Linked DNA regions of Mus musculus: region 1 is linked to region 2. A link is a contact called in ENCODE POLR2A ChIA-PET data. All regions are on one chromosome and are shown on one strand. The core of a region is the stretch at or near the end of the contact, and the rest is flanking DNA. Distances in the headings are between cores, read along the strand shown. Region 1 holds the start of Sars2 (seryl-aminoacyl-tRNA synthetase 2). Region 2 holds the start of Paf1 (Paf1, RNA polymerase II complex component).

Evidence for each region. ChIA-PET counts read pairs that join two places held with the same protein, here RNA polymerase II (POLR2A).
Region 1: POLR2A ChIA-PET joins it to region 2 with 10 read pairs in Patski. The contact joins the promoter of Sars2 here to the promoter of Paf1 in region 2. POLR2A ChIA-PET finds 5 or more read pairs at or near these places in 2 of 5 experiments (Patski and embryonic stem cell).

What each region holds. Positions count from the first base shown.
Region 1 is chr7:28,740,700-28,743,826 of GRCm38, forward strand. Sars2 (seryl-aminoacyl-tRNA synthetase 2) reads left to right here and starts at 1,269. Exons shown (of 16, transcript NM_023637.3): 1 at 1,269-1,583. The coding sequence starts at 1,317. Mrps12 (mitochondrial ribosomal protein S12) reads right to left here and starts at 1,122. Exons shown (of 3, transcript NM_011885.5): 1 at 1,066-1,122; 2 at 788-855. The coding sequence starts at 836.
Region 2 is chr7:28,391,199-28,394,676 of GRCm38, forward strand. It overlaps Paf1 (Paf1, RNA polymerase II complex component), which reads left to right and starts at 1,798. Exons shown (of 14, transcript NM_019458.3): 1 at 1,798-2,056; 2 at 2,471-2,500. The coding sequence starts at 2,010. Med29 (mediator complex subunit 29) reads right to left here and starts at 1,492. Exons shown (of 4, transcript NM_026042.3): 1 at 1,253-1,492. The coding sequence starts at 1,465.

The DNA.
Region 1 (3,127 bases), core at 19-2,518, 350 kb after region 2:
ACACTGTGTACAAACCTGATGTCTGGGCAATGTCTAGGAACATAAAAGTTGTCCTCCAATGGGTGGCCCGTCTTAGAATTAGAAAAATAGCACGTGAATGAATAACTAAACTTCTTCTTCTTCTTTTTTTTTTTTTTTTTTTGGTTTTTTGAGACAGGGTTTCTCTGTGTAGCCCTGGCTGTCCTGGAACTCACTTTGTAGACCAGCCTGGCCTCGAACTCAGAAATCTGCCTGCCTCCCGAGTGCTGGGATTAAAGGTGTGCGCCACCACTAAACTTCTTAGCTTGGCCTTCTCACCTGTAGGGGGTGATCAATAAACACTGAAGGAATAAACACTACTGAGAGACACCTAAGCAGGGAGACATGCCAAGAAAGGAGCATTTGTTGGTATGATTGTTACACGGACATCGAGAGTGCACTTACACAAACTAAGACAGAATATCACCAGGCAATGCAATCTCAGGGATTCACCGCTATCGATGCAGGGGAGCCATGACTAAGACTGACTTAAACTCTAAGAACACAGGACCTTCCCACCTCCTGCCCCCTGAGCCGGGAGCGTGGTAGAAAACGCCTGTAACTCCAGAACTTGGGAGATTGAAGCGGTAGTCAGGAGGTCAAGGCCATCCTGTCTACAAAGTGATTTGGAAGTTGACCTGGACTACAGTGAAACCCTGTCTCCAAAATAGAAAAGGCACCGTGCTTAAAGATGATACCATCCGAAATCTGGCAAAAACACGCAAATGCCAGGGAGCTGTCCTCGTCCCTGTGGCCCATGCTCACTTACCACGACTGAGGGACGTGGTGAGGCCATAAAGAAGGCCGGGCCAGGACATCTCGCCGCCTGCAGCGTCCCTGTATTAGGAGAGAAGACATTCAGAAAGGAGGTTGGGACCAGAAACCCACTCTCAGAGCCTTCTAGAATCTCCTCTAAAACAGAAAGTCCCCTCGCAAATTCAGTCTCCTTCTGAGTAGGCCCCCAAGGACCCAACCGCCCTTGCCCGGATACTGGAAGGGGAAACTGAGGAGAGAGGAGAGATCTGGATCACAGATAACTGCACCCACCTCACCAACCTAGCGGGGTCGCACACACGCCAACCCCTACCTCCAGCCCCTTCCGGGGTTCCTCCTTAGTGATTGGCTAGATCTTTCCTGCGTCACTGAAGGGACGGGACAAGGATGACGATTGGACAATAACAGATTCTAGCTGAGTTCCATTTTCCTCATTGGAAGGGATTCTGAAGCCTGGGCGGGAAATCTCCTTGCGCGTCTGATTGGCTCGTCCATGATGAGTGACTTCTTGTTTCCACTCCAAGATGGCTGCGTCCATGGCGCGGCTTTGGTGGCCTTTCCTGGCTCGCCAGGGGCTCCGGTCCCGAGGACGCTGCGTGTGCAGCCAGAACCCAAGGAGGAGTTTCGCTACGGAGAAACGAGTCCGGAACCTCCTGTACGAACACGCACGAGAGGGCTACAGCGAGCTTCCCTACTTGGACATGGAGTCGGTGTGCGCATGCCCAGAAAAAGCCGCGCGCTCCCTGGAGCTCCGCAAGGGGGAGCTGCGGCCGGCCGACCTGCCTGCGATTGTGAGTGCGCTTGCGCCCTGAGGGAGCAGGATGCTTTACAGAACTGGGTTTACCAGATGCATTCCAGTTGTGGGAAAAACTACTCAACAGGAATTTGGGTTCCTTCCCAAGTTAGGCAATGTCTTGTGCATGACACCCACTTAGGTGCCAATGATCTAGGGAGAACTGAGGCCCTATTGAACGTCGTGGATGCCTTCTGTGACCTACATGCCCTTTTGCATGCATTTCATAATTCGACAGTTGGTATCTACTGTACTCCCAGAACCTAAATACCATTGTCTTCTGTACTCAAACTTCGTGCCGGGCTCACCCTTAGGCCACAAAGAAAAATGAGGAGGGAGGTGTGAATCAGAGGGAATTTTGGAGACAGAGCTTTGCATCCTGCTATAAACATCCTGATGGAGTTGAATGGATAAATACCTGCTAAACAGATATTTAAGGTATATCTGTTCATGTATTTATGATCCAGAGGTTAAGACTATGCGCCATAATTCTACCTTATAGGGAACTAAAATTGGGGGTCTCCATGCCGGTAGTGAATTCCGAATGTAATAGATGAATCTTCCCAACTCTGTTGCCTTGATAAAACACCATGAACAAAGCAACTTACAGAAGGATTTATTTTGGGCTTGGTAGGGAATGGCAGAATAGCAGCAGGTCACAGAGCAGTAAGCTGACAGCACACATCTTTAACCACAATCATGAAGCACAGACCTCAAACTAGATGCAGGACGAGGCTTTAAGCTCTCAAAGCCCACCTCCAGGAACATATTTCCTCCAGCAAGGCCACGCCTCCTAAGCCTCCCCAAACATCACCAGCCACTGATCATTTGACCATGTTCAAATGTCAGGATATGGGGGACATTTCTCATTCAGGTCACTACAGACTCTCACACCACCAGTCATTGTCAATCACTTTAGCCATATTTCAAGTTTTTGTCATGTTTAGTTTTTCACCAGTAAGCACTGGTGGCTAAGCCAAATAGGGCACTTCCTGCCAAACCTGATAACCGGAGTTCAATTTCCTGGTGGTAGGAGAAAACCAATTCTTGAGAGAATTGTCTTCTGACCCCTCATTTAAGCGCAAACACAAGAAAGTCACGTACATGCTTAATAATAGAAGAAAGGAGCCGGGCGGTGGTGGTGCACGCCTTTAATCCCAGCACTCGGGAGGCAGAGGCAGACAGATTTCTGAGTTCGAGGCCAGCCTGGTCTACAGAGTGAGTTCCAGGAAGCCAGGGCTATACAGAGAAACCCTGTCTTGTAAAAAAATAAATAAATAAATAAAAAATAATAATAATAATAGAAGAAAGGTCTGTCTGGGTGTGGTGATGAAGTACTCTGGAGGAGGAAGAGGCAGGCAGATCTTTGGTCTCCTTAGCAAGTTCCAGGGTACCCAGGACTACATAAGGAGACCTTATATTTACAGAAGAGCCTTATATTTACAGGGGAGATGGCTTAGCAGGTAAAGGTCCTTACTGCCAAGCTGACGACCTGAGTTCAATCCCTGGGAGAGAACTGACTTCGTATACTGTCTTCTGACA
Region 2 (3,478 bases), core at 548-3,047:
GAATGTGCACAAACAGGATAACTCTGTGTTGAGAGTCACAGGCCTTTTCCGCTTACACCTCCATCCTGATGCTAGAGACTAAAGCTCACTACCACCCCCATAGCAGTCTTCCCCCGCCTCCATCCCTCCCTCCTTCGTTCCTTTTTTTGTTTGTTTGTTTTTTGAGGCAGGGTTTTTCTGGGTAGCCCTGACTGTCCTGGAACTCACCTCAAACTCAGAAATCCGCCTGCCTCTGCCTCCCAGGTGCTGGGATTAAAGGCGTGTACCACCGCGCCCGGCCTTTCTAAAGGACTTTATTCTTATAAGAGTACACTGTAGCTGTCTTCAGACACACCAGAAGAGGGCATCAGATCTCATTACAGATGGTTATGAGCCACCATGTGGTTGCTGAGATTTGAACTCAGGACCACTAGGAAAAGCAGTTAGTGCTCTTAACTGCTGAGGCAACTCTCTAGCCCCCAATCTCCCTGTAATTTTTCAGTAACCTGCTCTCGTTTGGAATTACCACTAATAGCTTCCTGGACATACCCTTTATCTAGTCATCATGGACTGAAATGACACTTAGGCCGTACTTCTGCACGGAACTTAACCAGAACGGTTTCTCTTTTTACTCTTCTCCTCCTGCCTCCCCCACTTCCATCTAGTTTTTTGGGACAGGGTTTCTCTGTGTAGCCAAGGCTGTCTTGGAACTCAAAAGATTTACCTTCCTTTGCCTCCAGAAGGCAGGAATTAAAGGCTTGCACTACCATACACAGTTAAAATTGTCATTCATGCTGGGCATGGTAGCGCACGCCTTTAATCTCAGCACTTGGGAGGCACAGGCAGGCGGATTTCTGAGTTCGAGGCCAGCCTGGTCTACAGAGTGAGTTCCAGGACAGCCAGGGCTATACAAAGAAACCCTGTCTCGAAAAACAAAAAAAAACAAACAAACAAAAATTGTCATTCATCCTCATCTCCTTTCTCTCCACAGGGTTTCACTATGTAGACCCTGGTCGGCCTGGAACTCTATAGACCAGACTGGCCTCGAGCTCAGATCCGTCCCCCTCTGCTGTCCCAGCACGGGGATTAAGAACGCGCCACCACTACAGCTGACCGGAGCTTCACTTTGGTTAGACACAAACACAACACAGCTAGTCTGTCTTCTCTTCCCGACCTACGATCTCTCCTTCAACAAACAGCCCCTCGGCGCTCGTCCCCGGAGCCCGCCCGCCCGCCAGCCAGCCCCTCTTGCTCCCCGCGCAGGGCCCATCACCTGGAGACTCTCCTTCAGTTGCGGGATGAGCATCTTGTAGCGCTGCACAGGATCGAAGTCCTGCTGCTGCTGCTGCAGGAGCCCGCTCTGGGCAGAACCCACCAACTGGGTCGGTTGTGGCTGTTGCTGGGGACCCGGACCCCCGGCAGAACCCGGGCCTGACACACCAGACGCAGAGGAAACCGCTGCAGCCTGTGGCTGGGGCGCAGCCATTTTCCTCCGCTAGAACGCCGGAAATGCGTCATAAATGCGTCTGCTCCGGTAGCTCCTCAGCTTTTTCAGTTGGCTGACCTCCTAGTTAGCCATGCCTTACCGACAGATTAGCCAATGGGAGAAGAGGATATGCATTTTTCTCCGCCCTCCCAAATCCGAGGCCATGAGTGGAATATCTTTTCGCCAATCATAAGAGGAGTTCCCCCACGGCTCCGCCCCTTCACCCACAGCTCGCCAATCACTGTGAAGGACTGACCAAACTCTATTTCCCTGAAGGCCTTGCGGCCAGGAGCGACCTGTCTAGTCTTCTGCGTCTTGGTAGCAGTCGGAGCGGGAGCTGCAAGTCTGTGTCCGACGCTGTCTGTGCTCTTACTTCAGTCACACCCGAGCCCTTCTCGTCGGCCCACTTCATCCCCTTTCCCCGCGGAGCCCGGCGTCTACGGGAGCCTGTCCTTGGATCCGGCGTCTCTCAAAGTCGGTACGCCACTCAGCGTCCGCCTGCGGCCAGCGAGGACGCCTACCGCGCCGCCGTCGCCTGGTCGCGATGGCGCCCACCATCCAGACCCAGGCCCAGAGGGAAGATGGCCACAGGTAGGTCTCCTGTCACCTGCCGCTTCATTTTGTTTTGTGAGCTGCAAGCTGGGGACTAGGCCGAGGGGGGCTGCTTGCGACATCACTGATTCCCTCAGGTCGGCCCCCGAGGTCGCGCAGCGCTCACCCCCGATGAAGGGGCGGTCCCCCCTGGGCTCTGCGGTCGCTTCCTGGTCCCCTGCTATTCAATTTCGGAATTGCACCTTGCGGGAGGGAGTCAGACCTCAGTCTCCTTCAGTGAAGCTTCTGGATTGCTCTCCTCAGGGGATTGAGCATCTGGCTTCATGCTTTATCACCATCATCACCATCACTCCTTCAGAAATTCGGGGGCCGGCCTTTCCACTCACATGGCCAACTCTTGACATCTCTCTCTCTCTCTCTCTCTCTCTCTCTCTCTCTTCTCCCCGAAACCAGGCCCAATTCCCACCGGACCTTGCCTGAGAGGTAAGCTCCCAGCTCCGTTTTCCAGGAGGGGTGGAACACGAACAGGGGAGGCGGTTAGGGGGCCTTTTTTGTGCTTTGGAGAATCTCATAAAGTGGCCCAGACTGGTCTTTGTGCCCCAGTCTCATGGGTGCCGGGATTGCAGCCTTATGTGCCCAGCAGCACAGGCCTAGGGTTGTGTGTGTGTGTGTGTGTGTGTGTGTGTGTGTGTGTTTAAATTGTACACACCTTAGCTCTGAGTGGCAGTCTAAAGACATTTCCTTAGGCTGGACAGCAGGCACTTTCACCTGCTGAGGTATCTTGTCAGCTTGAGGCAGGGTTTGTTTGTATGTAAGTACACTGTAGCAGTCTTCAGACACCCCAGAAGAGGGCATCAGATTTCATTGCAGATGGTTGTGAGCCACCATGTGGTTGCTGGGATTTGAACTCAGGACCTTAACTGCTGAGCCATCTCTCCAGCCCGTTTGTTTTTTAAAGATTTATTATATGTGAGTACACTGTAGCTGTTTTCAGACACCCCAGAAGAGGGGGTCACATCTTGTTATGGATGGTTGTGAGCAACGATGTGGTTGCTGGGATTTGAACTCAGGACCTTTGGAAGCCGCAATCAGTGCGCTTTTTTTTTTTTTAAAGATTTATTTATTATTATATATAAGTACACTGTAGCTGTCTTCAGACACAACAGAAAAGGGCGTCAGATCTCATTACGGGTGGTTGTGAGCCACCAGGTGGTTGTTGGGATTTGAACTCAGGACCTTCAGAAGAGCAGTCAGTGCTCTTAACCGCTGAGCCATCTCACCAGCTCTTCGAGCCTGTTTTTTAAAATTGTTACTACTACTCTTTCTTTTTTCAAGACCGAGTTTCTCTGTGTAGCTCTGGCTGTCCTGGAACTCACTCGCTCACTCTGTAGAGCAGACTGGCTTCAAACTCAGAGATCCACTGCCTCTGCCTCCCCAAGGCTGGTATTAAAGTGTGGGTAC